Regions from separate parts of the Homo sapiens genome. Here regions 2, 3 and 4 are each linked to region 1. A link is a contact called in ENCODE Hi-C or POLR2A ChIA-PET data. All regions are on one chromosome and are shown on one strand. The core of a region is the stretch at or near the end of the contact, and the rest is flanking DNA. Distances in the headings are between cores, read along the strand shown. Region 1 holds the start of LIG1 (DNA ligase 1). Region 2 holds the start of NOP53 (NOP53 ribosome biogenesis factor). Region 3 holds the start of CYTH2 (cytohesin 2). Region 4 holds the start of GRWD1 (glutamate rich WD repeat containing 1).

Region 1 (3,707 bases), core at 823-3,322:
CAATCCTCAAGTCAGCCCTCCAAGACAGGTGAGATCATCCCCACTTTATAGATGAAGGTAATGAGGACAGAGGAACATAGCTGGGGTTCAGGCAAGGCTTCAAAACCCGGTGTGGCTGGCTCCAAAGCCCACGTTCCTTTCTCCTTACCACGGTACTCAAGGCTGGCTTCTCAACTCTGTGTACTGCTGAGTTGGGGGGAACAAACTGGTTGATGCCTCTGGAGGACCACCTGGCGTCTCTATCGGAACGGCAACCCCACTTCTGTGTATTTGGCCCACAGAGACCCTCACAGGTGGACCAAGTGAGGCACAAAGTTACCTGCTGCAGCACTAACTGTAATGAGAGAAGACTGGAAACTGGTGGAATGTCTACCCTTAGGGAACTGGTTCCCTCATTACTGGAATACCATATGGTAGAATATTGTTCAGGGTTAAAATTAAATGAATGATGGATAAAAGGTATAGGAGTTTTTTGGGGGGATGATAAAAATATCCTAAAATCGATTATGGTAATAACTGCACAACTCAGCGCATACACTGAAAACCACTGACTTGTACACTTTAAATGGGCACTTTAAATACACTGAAATACACTTTAAATACACTGAAAACCGCTGACTTGTACATTTTAAATGGGCAAAATTGTACACTTTAAATGGGCAAACTGTATAATTGTGAATTATATCTCAATAAAGCGGTTACCAAAATGAAGAGATAATGACAGGAAAAATATCAAGTAAGGATGAAACAGTACTCAGTAATAAAAAGAAACGAAGCACTGATACAAGCAACAACTTGGGTGGACCTCCAGGGCATTGTGCAGAGTAGAAAAAAGGTAACATCCTAATAATATATGATTCCATTTACATAACAATCTCCGAATGACAAAACTAGAGATGGTGAACACATTAGCGGTTGCCAGGGGCCTGGGGAGGAGTTCTTATGTGGAGAGGGAACTGTTCTATATCACAATTACGATGGGGGTTACACAAATCTATACAAGGAATCAAGCTGCACGGGCACACAGATGCACAATCACACTCACACCACACAAACTGGTGAAAACTGAACAAGGTCTGTAATCTAGTTAACAGAACTGTATTGATGTCAATTTCCTGGTTTCGATATTGGGACTACATAAGATGTCACCATTAGGGGAAGATGGATATACTCTTTTCACAACTTCCTTGAATCTATAATTATTTCAAAATAAAAAGTAAAAACAAGAGGTAAGCTCCATCCCTTTATCAAGCATACATTAGGCCAGACGTCTCCCCATTCAGATGATTCTCCATCTTTTACGAGCCCTTTACCTAGACCTGGACCTTACCACTGACCTCTCCCTGACACCACCCATCTCCCTCCAGTAGGGCCCACTCCTTCCAGGTGATGCTGCTGCCCGCGATTTACCTTCTTCTAGCCCCGCCCCCTCAGCACTTCCAGGTGGCCCCCGCCCCCTCAGCACTTCCGGTTCCCAGCCAGCCCCACCCTTGGCACCTCCCCCTTCCAGGTGGCCCCGCCCACACGCAATCTTTTCCCCGGCCCCGCCCCTTAGCTCCCTTCAGCCCCTCCCCCTCCCAGATAGCCCCGCCCCCTCGGGGGGCCTTCCGATTTCCAGCTGGCCCCGCCCACACAGTTTTCCCCCCCCCGGCCCCGCCCCTCAGTTCCATTTGGCCTCTCCCCTTTCCAGGTGAACTCGCACCTCAAGGCCTCTTCTCAGAGGACCTGTCCAACTGTCTCTGTCTCTCGTCTACCCTCTACCTGGCCCCCCTCCCTCTGGGAGACACCTCTCTGCACTCTCCGGCGGCCCGCAGCCCGCGCTCTTCCGTCTCCACCGCGCTCTCGGCAGCCTCAGCGTCCCCACGCCCACTCCTCTGCAGACACCCCGACATGGCGAAGCATAGGCCCCAAGCATTCGGCGCACCCGCCGCCCTCCGCCTCCCATCTGCTTGCGGACGGCCCCACTTGCCTTGCGTTGGTCCCGCGCGCCGCTGCCCGGGCAACACACTCAGATCCGCCAGGCGCGCCTCTGCAGTCCCAAGTTCGCGCCACGGCATTCGCGCGCAGACGTCTGCGGGCGGGGGCGGGGCAGAGCCTAGGGGCGGGACCTGGGCACCGTCCGCACCGCCGCCGTCGCGCGGAGGACACTGGGAGTCGTAGTCTCCCGAATGGGAGGAGGGCGGGAAAAGGGGTGAAGTGGGGCGAGCCCTCCCGCAGAGCACACTGGGAAAATGCCCGCGCTTTCCCTCGCCCTGGATGAGCGGGTGTGGCTGAGGGTCTGAGGAGTGACTGGCAGGGAAAGAGGAGGAATCGGTGGAAGCGCCCCCGCGAGGCACGGCGGGAAGAGAGGCGGGAGACCGCGCGGGGCATCCCGGGAGCAAGGGCCGGGCCAGGCCTGGGCGCGGGGCATTGTGGGAGGTGGACGCCGCTCCGGGGCGGGTAGGTGAGTGGGGAGGGGCGGGAAGGGTGCACATCTTGGGGAGGGGAGAGGCACAGCTAGGTGGGACGGCGGGGCTGGAAGGTGCCGCAGCGGGCGGGGAGGGGGGGAGTAGGAGGGTCGGGAGCGGGCTGGATGGGGCTGCTCGAGGGGAGACGCGCAGCTGGACGTGGGGGGAGCATCTGGGGTGAAGGAGCCCATCCGAGGACGAGGGGCCATGTCTAGAACGAAGATGCATATTGCGGGGGATGGTGGATGTAACTGGGAGGAGGGGCCCACAGCTGGACTGGGGGCCGCATCTGAGGAGGAGGGGACCACAGGTGAATACTGGTGACACTTCCGAGGAGAACTAGCCACAAGTGGGGCACACACCTGTAGGCGAAGCGTGGATAACTGCATGTGGGGAGTACATCTGGAGATGAGAGTGTCTCAGGGAAGCCCCAGCTACAGCTGCATGTGGCGAGCCATAGGGTCATAATCGGGGGAAGGGGCAACAGCTGCACGCCAGAGGCACATCTGGGGAGTGCGGAGCCACAGGTGCATGAAGCATGTGACCGGGTGAGGGGTCCGTGGCCTGGATGTGGGAGCACATCTGGAGATGGAGCGTCTTTGGAGGGGTTACAGCCAACTGTTGGCACATGGAAGGAGGAGTTCCAGATGAATACGAGAGTTAGAAGTTACTCTTGGGTGAGAGACACAGCTGGAAGGGGAGGAGGTTTTAGCTGGAATTTGAGAACACATTTGAGGAGATGTCCTTAAGGGACATCTGAGCTTAAGGGTCGTATTTTGGGAGGAGAGATTCCAACTGTACCTAAGGGTCACATCTGCGGAGGAGGAGACGAGTTGGAATTAGGAATCAAGATGACAGGCTCCAAGTGAACCAGGGATAAGGCGGTGGGAGGAGGCCAAAGATAGGATGGAGGTTGATATTTATATATTTGGAGAAAAACAGGCACGTCCGACCCCGGGCTACCCACCTCGATAGAGGCACCAGCAACCGACGGGGCAGGCCAAGAATGGAGTAGATGAGATACCCCGGGTGGGAATGGGTCTGATATCCACCTGTTCTCCCCTCCTCCACGCAGGCCCCCAGGATGGAGCGGCCGGAGCCCCCACCCGGCACGGCTGCGGGGCAGGAGGAGCAGGAGCTGCGGGAGCGGGCCTTCTTCTCGTGGGCCGAGTTCAGCCGCTTCTTCGACGCGTGGTGCCAGCAGCGGCTGGCGCTCTTCTTCGTCAAGAGCTCCATGCACCTGGCGCGCTGCCGCTGGGC
Region 2 (3,707 bases), core at 792-3,291, 420 kb before region 1:
GCCCTTGCACAACCTGGGTACATAACTCCCGACGCGTAACACCAGGAACACGCTGGTTTCTGGTTGGGGAAGTGGTGACCTTGCCCACACGGGCTGCCAGGAGTGTGCGCGCGCTCACGCACCGGGGACTCTTGGCCAGAGCTGGGCAGCGCACCGTGCGCGCCGAGTCCCGCGCACTCACATCCAGGCCACACCCACGGCGTCCCGGGACACGCTGGCCGCGCACTCATCCCGCCCACGCGGGCCCAGTTTCGCGGCTCGCGGCGCCCCCTGGCGGACGCTCAGAAAACAGATAGGCTGTGGTCGCCAAAATCCCTGCCCAGGTGATTCGGCGCTCAGGTCTCGGGGCTGCGATCCAGGGCCTGTCACCTTTAGGGCCTGTCACCTTTCCAACGCTCTGCGCAAGGATCCAGTTGAATTTCGCTGTGTGACCATGCGTGTGTCGCCTGCCCTCTCTGTGCCTTTTTCCTTTATGAGTCCAGAGTGGCTTTTATGAGGCCTGGATTCCTTTGATTTGATTGTTTTGTTTTTGAGACAGGGTCTTGCTCTGTCACCCAGGCTGGAGTGCAATGGTGCAATCACGGCTCACTGCACCCTCCAACTCCTGGGCTCAAGCGATCCTCCCACCTCAGCCTCCCGAGTACCTGGGACTACAGGCGCACACCATCACGCCTGGCTAATTTTTAAATTTTTGGCAGACACAGGATCTCACTATGTTGCCCAGGCTGGTCTTGAATTCCTGGGCTCAAGCGATCCTCCTGCATCGGCCTCCCAAAGTGCTGGGATTAGAGGCGTGAATCACCACGCCCTGCCATGGATCCCTTTGAATGGCTGCCAGGGCCCAAGAGCCTCTGAGCTTCCTTCCTTATTTGTAAATGACAAAGATGAGTTGATTCTAAGATGAAGCCTCAGAGGGCAAGGCAGTAACAATAGCTAACACTCAGATGCCAGACGCAGCCTTAAGCGCTTTACATATGTTTAATCTTCTGCATGACTTATGACGCAGATGTACTGTTATCATCTTTATTTTACAGATGAGGAAACTGAGGCACAGTGAAGTAGCCCGCTCAAGATGAATGATTCTGAGTCTGCACTTCTAGGGTCCTAAAAGTGTATGTTTCTAACATTCCTCTAATGTTCTGTGCTTCCAACTTTGATATTCCGAAAGTTACTTGATTTCTAAGATCCTAGGATTGGAACATTTGAGAGGACAAAACTTCTGAGATTGGAATGTGTGTTGTGCGGAATCTGCCACTGACGGTTCTGACTTTCTAAGAAAACGAGATTAAAAAATAATCAGGCCGAGCATGGTGGCTCACATCTGTAATCCTAGCATTTTCGGAGGCTGAGGAGGGAGAATCACTTGAGCCCAGGGGTTCAAGACCAGCCTGGACAACATAGTGAGACCTTTGTCTCTTAAAAAAAAACACACACACATCAGTTTGGACCGGGAGTGGTGGTGTGAGCCTGTAATCCCAGCGCTTTGGGAGGCCTAGGAAGGAGGATCACTTGAAACCAGATGTTTGAGACCAGCCTGGGCAACATGGGGAGGCTCCATTTCTACAAAAAATAAAAATAAAAAATTAGCCAGGTGCGGATGCACCCTTCTGTGGTCGCAGCTACTCGGGAGGCTGAGGTAGGAGAATCCCTGAGCTTAGGAGTTGGAGGCTGCAGTGAGCCATTACCCTTCCACTGCACTCCAGCCTGGGGGCAACAAAGTGAGACCTTATCTATTAAAGAAAAAAATCAGTTTGAGCAAAGACCCCAGGCGGCCGGGAAAGGTGTTCGCTTAAGGGCGAAAGCTAAGAACCTGCAACCTTCCCGTCTCTTTCCTACCACCCGCCGCCGTTAGGAATCTTCAGATCCCGCTGTAAAGAATGGAGGAAGGAGGAGCCATTTATCCTTTACCAAGATGGCAGCCTCCTGGCAACTCCAGTCACTTTATAAATATGGCTGCCACAGGAAGTACGTCACGGAAGAGGGTGGGAAATCTGCGCGCGCACGCTGCAAAGGGGCTTTTTGGGACGCCAGTGGCTGAGTTCTTCCTTTGACAAGATGGCGGCAGGAGGCAGTGGCGTTGGTGGGAAGCGCAGCTCGAAAAGCGATGCCGATTCTGGTTTCCTGGGGCTGCGGCCCACTTCGGTGGACCCAGCGCTGAGGCGGCGGCGGCGAGGCCCAAGAAATAAGAAGCGGGGCTGGCGGCGGCTTGCTCAGGAGCCGCTGGGGCTGGAGGTTGACCAGTTCCTGGAAGACGTGCGGCTACAGGAGCGCACGAGCGGGTACGTTGGGCGGGACTTCCGGGAGGTGGGACGGTTCCTGCGCCCAGGTGCAAGGCCAGGCGTGCTTGCGTGGACTCGTCGGGGGTCGGGGGTCGGGGGTCGGGGGTTGGGGGCTCCTGTCCCGGGGACCGCCGAGGAAATGGAGAGCATGGGCAGGGGACTCAGCATGGGAAGCTGGAGAGCTTGATAGAGTTACCAGATTTAGCAGATAAATATACAGGACGCTCAATTAAATTTGGATTTTAGGTAAACAATGAATAATTTTTAGCATAAATACGTTCCATGCATCCACCTTAGCTTGCTGTTTTCTAAATATGTGTGTGTGTGTATGTATATATGTGTGTGTATATATATGTGTATATGTGTGTATATATATATGTGTATATGTGTGTGTGTATATATATGTATATATATATGTTTTTCAGACGGAGTCTCGCTCTATCGCCCAGGCTGGAGTAGGCGCGATCTCAGCTCACCGCAACCTCCGCCTCCCAGGCTCAAGCGATTCTCCTGCCTCAGCTCCTTAGTAGCTGGGATTACAGGCGGGCGCCACCACGCTCGGCTATTTTTCTTTTCTTTTCTTTTTTCTTTTTTTTTTGAGACGGAGTCTTTCTCTGTAGTCCAGGCTGGAGTGCAATGGCACGATCTCGGCTCACTGCAACCTCTGCCTCCTGGGTTCAAGTGATTCTCCTGCTTCAGCCTCCCAAGTAGCTGGGATTACAGGCATGCACCACCACGTCCGGCTAATTTTTGTATTTTTAGTAGAGACAGGGTTTTGCCATGTTACAGGCCAGGCTGGTCTTGAACTCCTGACCTTAGGTGATCCACCCGCCCCGGCCCCCTAAGGTGCTAAGATTACAGGTGTGAGCCACCACACCCAGCCTAATTTTTGTATTTTTAGTAAAGGCAGGGTTTCACCATGTTGGCCAGGCTGCTCTTGAACTCCTGACCTCAGGTGAGCCACCCGCCTGGGCCTCCCAAAGTGCTGGGATTACAGGCGTGAGCCACTGCGCCTGGCAGTCCTTCCTAAATACTAAGTTCTGTAAACTGCTGGGCGAAGCCTTAGCCTGGAAGAGTCCGGTGGCGGGACTTGACTAAGCGGAAGATGAAGGCTGGACCTGCCAGGTTAAATCTCTTTCCTCTCCAACATCTCTGGCTGATGTTCTGCATTTCTGTCCCCCAGTGGCTTGTTGTCAGAGGCCCCAAATGAAAAACTCTTCTTCGTGGACACTGGCTCCAAGGAAAAAGGTGAGGAGAGGCTTTTGTGGTGTGGAATGGCGGTTATTCATTGTTAGTCAGCTTACGGTAGCCTCTGAGATCTGTGTTAATGATGTGGCTTGGAAGGCAAATATCTGCGGAAACAGGTCAACCTTAATATAAACAAGGGGACCTCAAATGGGCAGAAAGCAAGCTGGAGACGAACTTAGA
Region 3 (3,707 bases), core at 305-2,804, 300 kb after region 1:
CTGAGGTCAGGAGTTTGAGACCAGCCTGGCCAACATGGCGAAACCCCGTCTCTACTAAAAATACAAAAATTAGCCGGGCATGGTGGTGGGCGCCTATAATCCCAGCTCCTTGGGAGGCTGAGGTAGGAGTATCGCGTCAACCTTGTGGGTGGAGGTTGCAGTGAGCTGAGATCATGCCAGTTCATTCCAGACTGGGCAAAAGAGCAAAACTCTGTCTCAAAAAAAAAAAAAAAAAAAAAAAGGGCAAGAGTATGAGAGGACAAGGGGGACCGTGACGTGAGGGGAGCCAGAGAGGAAAAAAGGCCTCTGAGATGGGAGAAGGAATCAGAGAGGTGGGAGGATGCTGAGGAAAGGGGAGTTGTCTTAGCAGGAGGATGCTTGGGGAAGGGAGGAGTCTTAGGAGGATGCTAAGCTAAAGGAAGGAGTTTGGAGAAATGAGGGAGGAGTCTGAGCGGCAGAAGGTGCCAGGAAGGCCGAGCCTGTGCTTTCACTAAATTTCACCTTCCCCTGTTCCATTCCCCATGACCGATACCAAATAGCATAGCATTTAGAAAAAAGTAAATCTTGGCCAGGCGCGGTGGCTCACGCCTGTAACCCCAGCACTTTGGAGGGCCAAGGTGGGCGGATCATGAGGTCAGGAGTTCGAGACCAGCTTGGCCAACATGGTGAAACGCCCGTCTCTATTAAAAATACAAAAAATAGCCAGGCATGCACCATCATGGTGCAACCCTGTAATCCCAGCTACTCGGGAGGCTGAGGCAGGAGAATTGCTTGAACCCGGGAGGCGGAGGTTGCAGTGAACCGAGATCGCGCAACTGCACTCCAGCTTGGGCGACAGAGCAAGACTCTGTCTCAAAAAAAAAAAAAAAAGAAAAAACGAAGAAGTCTTTTGTTTCACCACTCCACGACTCCGAAGAGGCTGAGGGGGATGGGGAGGGCATAGATGGTGATAAAGAAGGAGTTCGGCGGTAAGAAGGGGCTGAGAGGAGGGGAAATACGCGGAGAAGAAATGCAAAAGAAAAGGAGGCCTAAAGCCGCTCCCGGTTGCATGGCAACCTTTGCGGTCAGAAGCCAGCATGGCCTGCTAGGAGGTGTGGCTTACGGAAACAAGCCAGTTCTAGCCCCGCCTCCTAGCAACAAGACTAACAAAGTACCGCCCCCTAGCAACGTATTATCGGAGGCGGGGCTCGGTTTACCTAGACTCCAAGTGTCCAGGGCCTTTGAGCAGGCGCAGAGGTGGCTGTACCGCGTGGCTCCGCCTCCGCGCGACACTTTTCCGGGGCTTCTCATTGGAGAGCAAGCCTGTCAAGTGCTTTCTGTTGTTTCGGAGGCGGGGCCTGCTGCCCTGCCTGCACTCCGATTGGCCCCGCGGGCCGTCTACCTCTGGCCGGACATACCTACACCGGCTTTTTGTACGACTGTTGGCCCTGGAGAACGATCCTTTGGTGGCGAGGGCGGGGAGGACGAAAGCGCCCACTGTGGATTGGACAGTGTCAAAAAGAGGGGCGGTCCCTACTGAAGGGGCGGTTGGGCGACGAAGGGAAGAGTCTTTTCAGCGCTGAGGACTGGCGCTGAGGAGGCGGCGGTGGCTCCCGGGGCGTTTGAGCGGGCTCACCCGAGCCCGCGGGCCAACGCGGATCCAGGCCCGACTGGCGGGACCGCCCCGGATTCCCCGCGGGCCTTCCTAGCCGCCATGGAGGACGGCGTCTATGGTAGGTCGGGGAGGGGCGGGGTCGGCTGGGAGTTGCTGGAGCGTTTTCTCCTGAACGTTCCGCCGCGAACGTTTCCCCCTGGCGCGCGGCGCCCAGAAGCGTTCGGCTCAGTCGTAGACTTGTCGCGCCGCTTTTGTTGGGCGCTGGACGGGCTTCCGGCGGGGCCCGAAAGCCGGGCGTTCCAGGCCATTGTTTGGGCTGAGCCTGTTTCCGGTGGCGGCGGGAGGGGCGGGATGGAGTGGTGGAGGCGAGGCCGGGGCGGAACCATTCCCGCTGGAGGGGCGGGCGAGCCCAGCGCCTGCCGGGGCCGGGGAGGGGCGCTTGGGTTGCGGGGAGGGGAGAAATCTTGGGGGGCGGGGGCCTTCGATGTCCCGCCCCACCTTCCCAACTCTCCTGAGCTGTCATCAGTTCCCCCGGCTGTAGTGACTTTTCATGGACCCAGTAGTCCGGATAACCAGGTCCCCAGCTACCTCGCCAGTAATGGAGTCAGAAAACCAAGGCCTCAGTCCCCTTCCAAGTAATGGACCTAGAAGCCGAGGCCCCCAGCCCTTTCTTCCCTCAGATCTAAGAGCTCAGGCACCCATTCCCCTTCTCCCTCAGACTCAGGAATCCGGGCCCCAATTCCCCTTGTCCCCCAGGACTCAAGAGTTTAGAGCCCCAGCTCTTTCTCCTCTGCAGGGAGGAATCCAGGCCCCCAGCCCATTCTTCTGTGCAGACATAGGAAGCCCCTTACACATCCTCTCCCAGCTCTGTCCGCCCCCAGATTGCAGGAATTCAGGCTCACGGCCCCTAGCACTGACTTTTAAACCTTGACCCCGATCCCTAGAACCCCCAGACCTGACTCCGGAGGAGCGGATGGAGCTGGAGAACATCCGGCGGCGGAAGCAGGAGCTGCTGGTGGAGATTCAGCGCCTGCGGGAGGAGCTCAGTGAAGCCATGAGCGAGGTGGAGGGGCTGGAGGCCAATGAGGGCAGGTGAGGGCTGGGGCGGATGACCTAGGGGGCGTGGGGTTGGCTGAGGCCAGGGATGCCCAGGCATTGACCCTCCACCCCCAACCCTGCTCTCTGCTCCTGCAGTAAGACCTTGCAACGGAACCGGAAGATGGCAATGGGCAGGAAGAAGTTCAACATGGACCCCAAGAAGGTGCTTGGGGCCACAGGACTGGGATCAGCTGGGCAAACATCCAGGCAGGGGCTTCTGGCACCTCCGGGTTCCAGAAGCGTGATGGTGCCGGGTCTATTCTAGGTGGACAGACTTGGTCCTAATCCCTGGATTCAGATACTGGCTGTCCATTTGTTTTCTGAACACTGAACACTGACCAAGTGTTCCAGCCCTCCTGACTGTTTTGTCCCCTGCCTGGAAGGTCGTCTTCCACTTTCTACTTGTATGGGCGCATTTCTGGTCCCAAGATGAGCTCGAGTCTTGTAGGGGCTGTGGACAAAGTGACATGCACAAAGGAGAGTTGACCTCTCTCCCACAAAGGTGCCGTGACGGAGGAAGGTATCAGGGTAGTGGACCTCTGGAGGAGGCAGGCTGGTGGAGTCAGGGAGGGCTTCCTTGAGGAGGAGACATTCAGGTCGGGTTTGAAGGATGAGTAGGTGTTCACCAGGTGGAGGAAAGGCTTTTGTTCACCTACTCTTTGTGTGTGTGTGTGAGACAGAGTCTTGCTCTATCACCCAGGCTGGAGTGCAGCGATGTGATCTCGGCTCACTAACCTCCGCCTCCTGCGATTCTCCTGCCTCAGCCTCCCAAGTAGCTGGGCTTACAGGCTCCCACCACCATGCCCAGCTAATTTTTGTATTTTTAGTACAGATGGGGTTTCACCATGTTGGCCAGGCTGCTTCCAAACTCCTGACGTCAGGTGATCCGCCCGCCTCAGCCTCCCAAAGTGTTGGGATTACAGGCATGAGCCACCGTGCCTGGCCTGTTCACATACTCATTTAACACCCATTTTCTGAGGCCTCTCAAGAGTCTGATCCTGTGTAGGGCAATGCT
Region 4 (3,707 bases), core at 823-3,322, 280 kb after region 1:
TTCTCTAGCCTCGAGTCCGAGGTATGACGCGGCCCCGGGGGCCCCACCGCCCCCTTGGTCAGCGCAGGCCACGGCCCGAGGGGGCGCCCGCAGTGGACAGGACCCGCGTGGGTTGGGAAGGAAAGCAGTGGAACTGGCCGGACCCCGCCTGGAGCAGCGTCCTGCGCCCCCTGGTTCTGGAGGAACCGCAAGCCGGAGAGGATTTGGTCCCTCAACTATCACCCAGCCTGAGAACGAGGGGGCGGGGGCCTTGGAGCCCACCGGACTTTTTTTTAAACCCGACAAGGGCTTTTTAACGTCACCAGATGGGGCGGGAGGTGGGGGGTTCACGCCACTCCCGCGTCCCACCTCCACGCCCGGGGCCGTGGCCCCCACATCACTGTGCAGCTCCCCGGCCCCAGCCGCGCCTCCGGGGAAGCCCGTTTTTAACCTTTCATCCATTGGGACTCAAAACTGTGAGACGCGTTCGCCAAACTGTGACCCCAGACCTTGGCCCCGCCACACAGAAACCCCTGACCCAGACTGTGACATCCGACTCCTAAAATGGTCATCCGACTCCAGACTGTGACCCCTGACCCCAAACTGTGACCCGAACCCCAGACTGTGCCCCGACCAGACTGTGACCCTTGACATCAAACCGTGACACCCCCTCCTCCTCTTCCACCCTCGGTCGCTTTTCCCTACTCTGACCTAGGACACGTCCCCAACGGAAGCCCCGCCTTCCCTTGCACCGCGATGAACCCAACCTCCCTGAAGCCAAAACTTCCCACCCTGCCGCACCTCCGGACCACCCCACTTGCCACCAAGCACATCCTCTCCAAATCCAACCCTTATTTGCGACCCTTCAGTGATGACCCAGCAGACCTCCAAAAAGCCTCCTCTGCCCAGATCTCCAGCCGGGTCTGGGGCTGGGTTGCGGAGGGGAGGGTCTGGGAGTCCACACTTCTCCACCAACTTCCCTTCCCACTCTCTTATTCCACATTGCAGTGTTTGGAATAAACCATGTTTTTATGCCTCCTCAGTCCAAGCCTAAGCTCCGTATCTGTTAGCCCCCCTCAAATTCTCTGGAGGAAACAGAAACACAAAAGTCCCACAGGGGAAGAGGAGACAGAATTAGAGAGAGAACAGAGACTCTGAAAGGAGGTGCCTGGGGAGACAAAGACCAAGAAAGAGGAGGTGGGAAGAGACCCTGAAAAGAAAGTCGAGAGGGTACTGGGGCAGATAAGAGACCCCAAGAGAGTGGTGAGATAGATCCCGGAGACAAAACATATTAAGATCAAAGGTATGGTTTTATTTCCTATGGCTATAGGTACCAAGGCTTGCTACATTCTCAATATCCTGTTCATGCAAGCTAGGAGAGTGTCTGACATATCCCAGCCAATCCGCATTATCTTGAATGCTGTTAATCTCACCAATGAGAATCTATTTCTAACATTTCATTATGTCAATTAGCCAAACCGCTGGTGCTGATGGGCGATAAAGAGAGACGAAGCACTTGTAATAGCTGCCTCCAGAGGGTGGACTTTCTGATTAAGTGCTCGCTGACCAGAGCTGAAATGTGAATGTCTGGTTAGGCAATTGACTGCCCCTAGAGGGTAGATTGAACCGCCTAACTTACAGATAATATCCATCCTGTCTACAAGAAAGCATTTTTGAAACAAATGAAAGCCATCACAACAGAGAGAGGAAAAGAAACCGGCCTTATGGGTCCTCGGGGAGTAGAAACTCAGTCTCCTTGCCAGTGAAAGAGCAAATTTGCATATATGAATAATTAATTAACTGGAAAGAACGCTCTCGGAATCAAACTGGACAATGGGGAAAACAAGCCTCCCGTAGAACTACAACTCCCAGAAGGCCTTGCCACTACCGCGAGGAACAGCGCCCAAAGTCACGCGAAGATGCAGTTTCTCCGTATCCGCAGGCTTCTTTCGCTGGCGCCATTACCTGAGTTCTCCTCCAGCGTTTCCGCACCCTCTCCGATTAGCGGTCCCAGGAGTTTCCAAGGTAACCGCGCAGTAGGGCGGATCTCATTAGGCGGAAAGCGAAACCCGGAAGTGACGCTCTTACCGGGTGTCAGCAGCGAGAGGGTTCGAAGATGGCGGCGCGCAAGGGTCGGCGGCGCACGTGTGAAACCGGGGAACCCATGGAAGCCGAGTCCGGCGACACAAGTTCCGAGGGCCCGGCCCAGGTCTACCTGCCCGGCCGGGGGCCGCCGCTACGCGAAGGGGAGGAGCTGGTCATGGACGAGGAGGCCTATGTGCTCTACCACCGAGCGCAGACTGGTAGGGCTGAGTCCGGACTCCAGGGTCCTGAGGTGGCTGATCCCGAGCCTTTAACCTGAGAGGTGCTCGGGAAGAGAAGGCTGGGGTCTAAGAGAAGTGATTTCATACCGGAGGCGGTTGATCCATGAGGGAGGTGGGGACTGAGCTCTTACTGTCCCGTCTTAACTCGTAAACCCCGCCTTCCATCCCCAGGCGCCCCCTGTCTCAGCTTTGACATAGTCCGGGATCACCTGGGAGACAACCGGACAGAGCTTCCTCTTACACTTTACTTGTGTGCTGGGACCCAGGCTGAGAGCGCCCAGAGCAACAGGTAAGACCCGAGGCTTTTCCAGGACCAGGAGGCTCAGTTTCCAGCCCCTTCCTCAGCACCCAGGAGTTAGGGCTTCCAGTTTCTGCCTCTCGCAGATCCAGGAGTCTGGGTTTCCAGCCTCTCTCCTTCCTAAGAATCCTGGAATCTAGTGCCTAACTCACCCCACAATTTCTCCCAGACTGATGATGCTTCGGATGCACAATCTGCATGGGACAAAGCCCCCACCCTCAGAGGGCAGTGATGAAGAAGAAGAGGAGGAAGATGAAGAGGATGAAGAAGAGCGGAAACCTCAGCTGGAGCTGGCCATGGTGCCCCACTATGGTGGCATCAACCGAGTTCGGGTAAGTATGGTCCCAGGAGCCTGCTCTGCATACTCTGAAACACATCTGACCCATCCCCTGTGTCCATAACTCCCAACACCTCCTCATGTTCTTTTTTTTTTTTTTTTTTTTGAGACGTAGTCTCGCTCTGTCACCCAGGCTGGAGTGCAGTGGCGCAGCCTCGGCTCACTGCAACCTCTGCCTCCCAAAGTGCTGGGATTACAAGCGTGAGCCACCGTGCCTGGCCCATTTTTTTTTTTTTTTTTTTTGAGATGGAGTCTCGCTCTGTTGTCCAGGCTGGAGTGCAGTGGTGCGATCTTGGCTCACTGCAACCTCCCCTTCCCAGGTTCAAGGGATTCTCCTGCCTCAGCCTCCCAAGTAGCTGGGGCTATAGGCGCCTGCCACCAGGCCCTTCTAATTTTTTGTTTTTTGGTTTTTTTTTGAGATGAAGTCTTGCTCTGTCGCTTAGACTGGAGGGCAATGGCATGATCTCAGCTCACTGCAACCTCTGCCTCCCAGGTTCAAGCGATTCTCCTGCCTCAGCCAAGTAGCTGAGATTACAGGTGCGCGCCACCACGCCCGGCTAATTTTTGTATTCTTAGTAGGGACGGGGTTTCACAATGTTGATCAGGCTGGTGGTGAACTCCTGACCTCGTGATCCGCCTGCCTCGGCTTCCCAAAGTGCTGAGATTACAGGCGTGAGCCACCGCATCTGGCCAATTTTTTGTATTTTTAGTAGAGACAAGGTTTCGCCTTGTTGGCTAGGCTGGTCTCAAACTCCTGACCTCGAGTGAT

What was found. A loop is a pair of places that touch in the nucleus more often than their neighbours do. ChIA-PET counts read pairs that join two places held with the same protein, here RNA polymerase II (POLR2A). Pooled maps may share reads with other maps.
Region 2: a loop to region 1 is called in a map with no recorded cell type, with 18 times the contacts of the local background. The contact joins the promoter of NOP53 here to the promoter of LIG1 in region 1. A Hi-C loop is called at or near these places in 3 of 37 single-sample maps with no recorded cell type and 10 of 50 pooled maps. POLR2A ChIA-PET finds 5 or more read pairs at or near these places in 1 of 52 experiments (WTC11).
Region 3: a map of naive thymus-derived CD4-positive, alpha-beta T cell shows a loop between it and region 1 (21-fold over the local background). The contact joins the promoter of CYTH2 here to the promoter of LIG1 in region 1. A Hi-C loop is called at or near these places in 1 of 168 maps with a recorded cell type or tissue (naive thymus-derived CD4-positive, alpha-beta T cell), 3 of 37 single-sample maps with no recorded cell type and 13 of 50 pooled maps. POLR2A ChIA-PET finds 5 or more read pairs at or near these places in 2 of 52 experiments (WTC11 and activated CD4-positive, alpha-beta T cell).
Region 4: a loop to region 1 is called in a map of CD8-positive, alpha-beta T cell, with 7 times the contacts of the local background. The contact joins the promoter of GRWD1 here to the promoter of LIG1 in region 1. A Hi-C loop is called at or near these places in 2 of 168 maps with a recorded cell type or tissue (CD8-positive, alpha-beta T cell and naive thymus-derived CD4-positive, alpha-beta T cell), 4 of 37 single-sample maps with no recorded cell type and 12 of 50 pooled maps. POLR2A ChIA-PET finds 5 or more read pairs at or near these places in 2 of 52 experiments (both WTC11).

Annotation. Positions count from the first base shown.
Region 1 is chr19:48,168,272-48,171,978 of GRCh38, forward strand. It overlaps LIG1 (DNA ligase 1), which reads right to left and starts at 2,073. Exons shown (of 28, transcript NM_000234.3): 1 at 1,970-2,073. ZSWIM9 (zinc finger SWIM-type containing 9) reads left to right here and starts at 2,409. Exons shown (of 4, transcript NM_199341.4): 1 at 2,409-2,443; 2 at 3,523-3,707. The coding sequence starts at 3,532. RefSeq lists silencers at 1,512-1,581, 1,612-1,661, 2,462-2,601 and an enhancer at 1,555-2,214.
Region 2 is chr19:47,743,505-47,747,211 of GRCh38, forward strand. It overlaps NOP53 (NOP53 ribosome biogenesis factor), which reads left to right and starts at 2,042. Exons shown (of 13, transcript NM_015710.5): 1 at 2,042-2,279; 2 at 3,463-3,527. The coding sequence starts at 2,056. RefSeq lists a silencer at 251-360 and enhancers at 1,925-2,314, 2,735-3,235.
Region 3 is chr19:48,467,815-48,471,521 of GRCh38, forward strand. CYTH2 (cytohesin 2) reads left to right here and starts at 1,555. Exons shown (of 12, transcript NM_004228.7): 1 at 1,555-1,712; 2 at 2,539-2,686; 3 at 2,789-2,855. The coding sequence starts at 1,694. It overlaps LOC105372430 (a long non-coding RNA gene), which reads right to left and starts at 1,719. Exons shown (of 3, transcript NR_186576.1): 1 at 1,197-1,719. RefSeq lists enhancers at 656-1,156, 861-1,020, 1,214-2,207 and a silencer at 1,571-1,760.
Region 4 is chr19:48,443,911-48,447,617 of GRCh38, forward strand. It overlaps GRWD1 (glutamate rich WD repeat containing 1), which reads left to right and starts at 2,073. Exons shown (of 7, transcript NM_031485.4): 1 at 2,073-2,282; 2 at 2,475-2,592; 3 at 2,771-2,933. The coding sequence starts at 2,096. GRIN2D (glutamate ionotropic receptor NMDA type subunit 2D) reads left to right here. Exons shown (of 14, transcript NM_000836.4): 14 at 1-1,021. The coding sequence ends at 27. RefSeq lists enhancers at 1-651, 1,824-1,903, 2,064-2,153.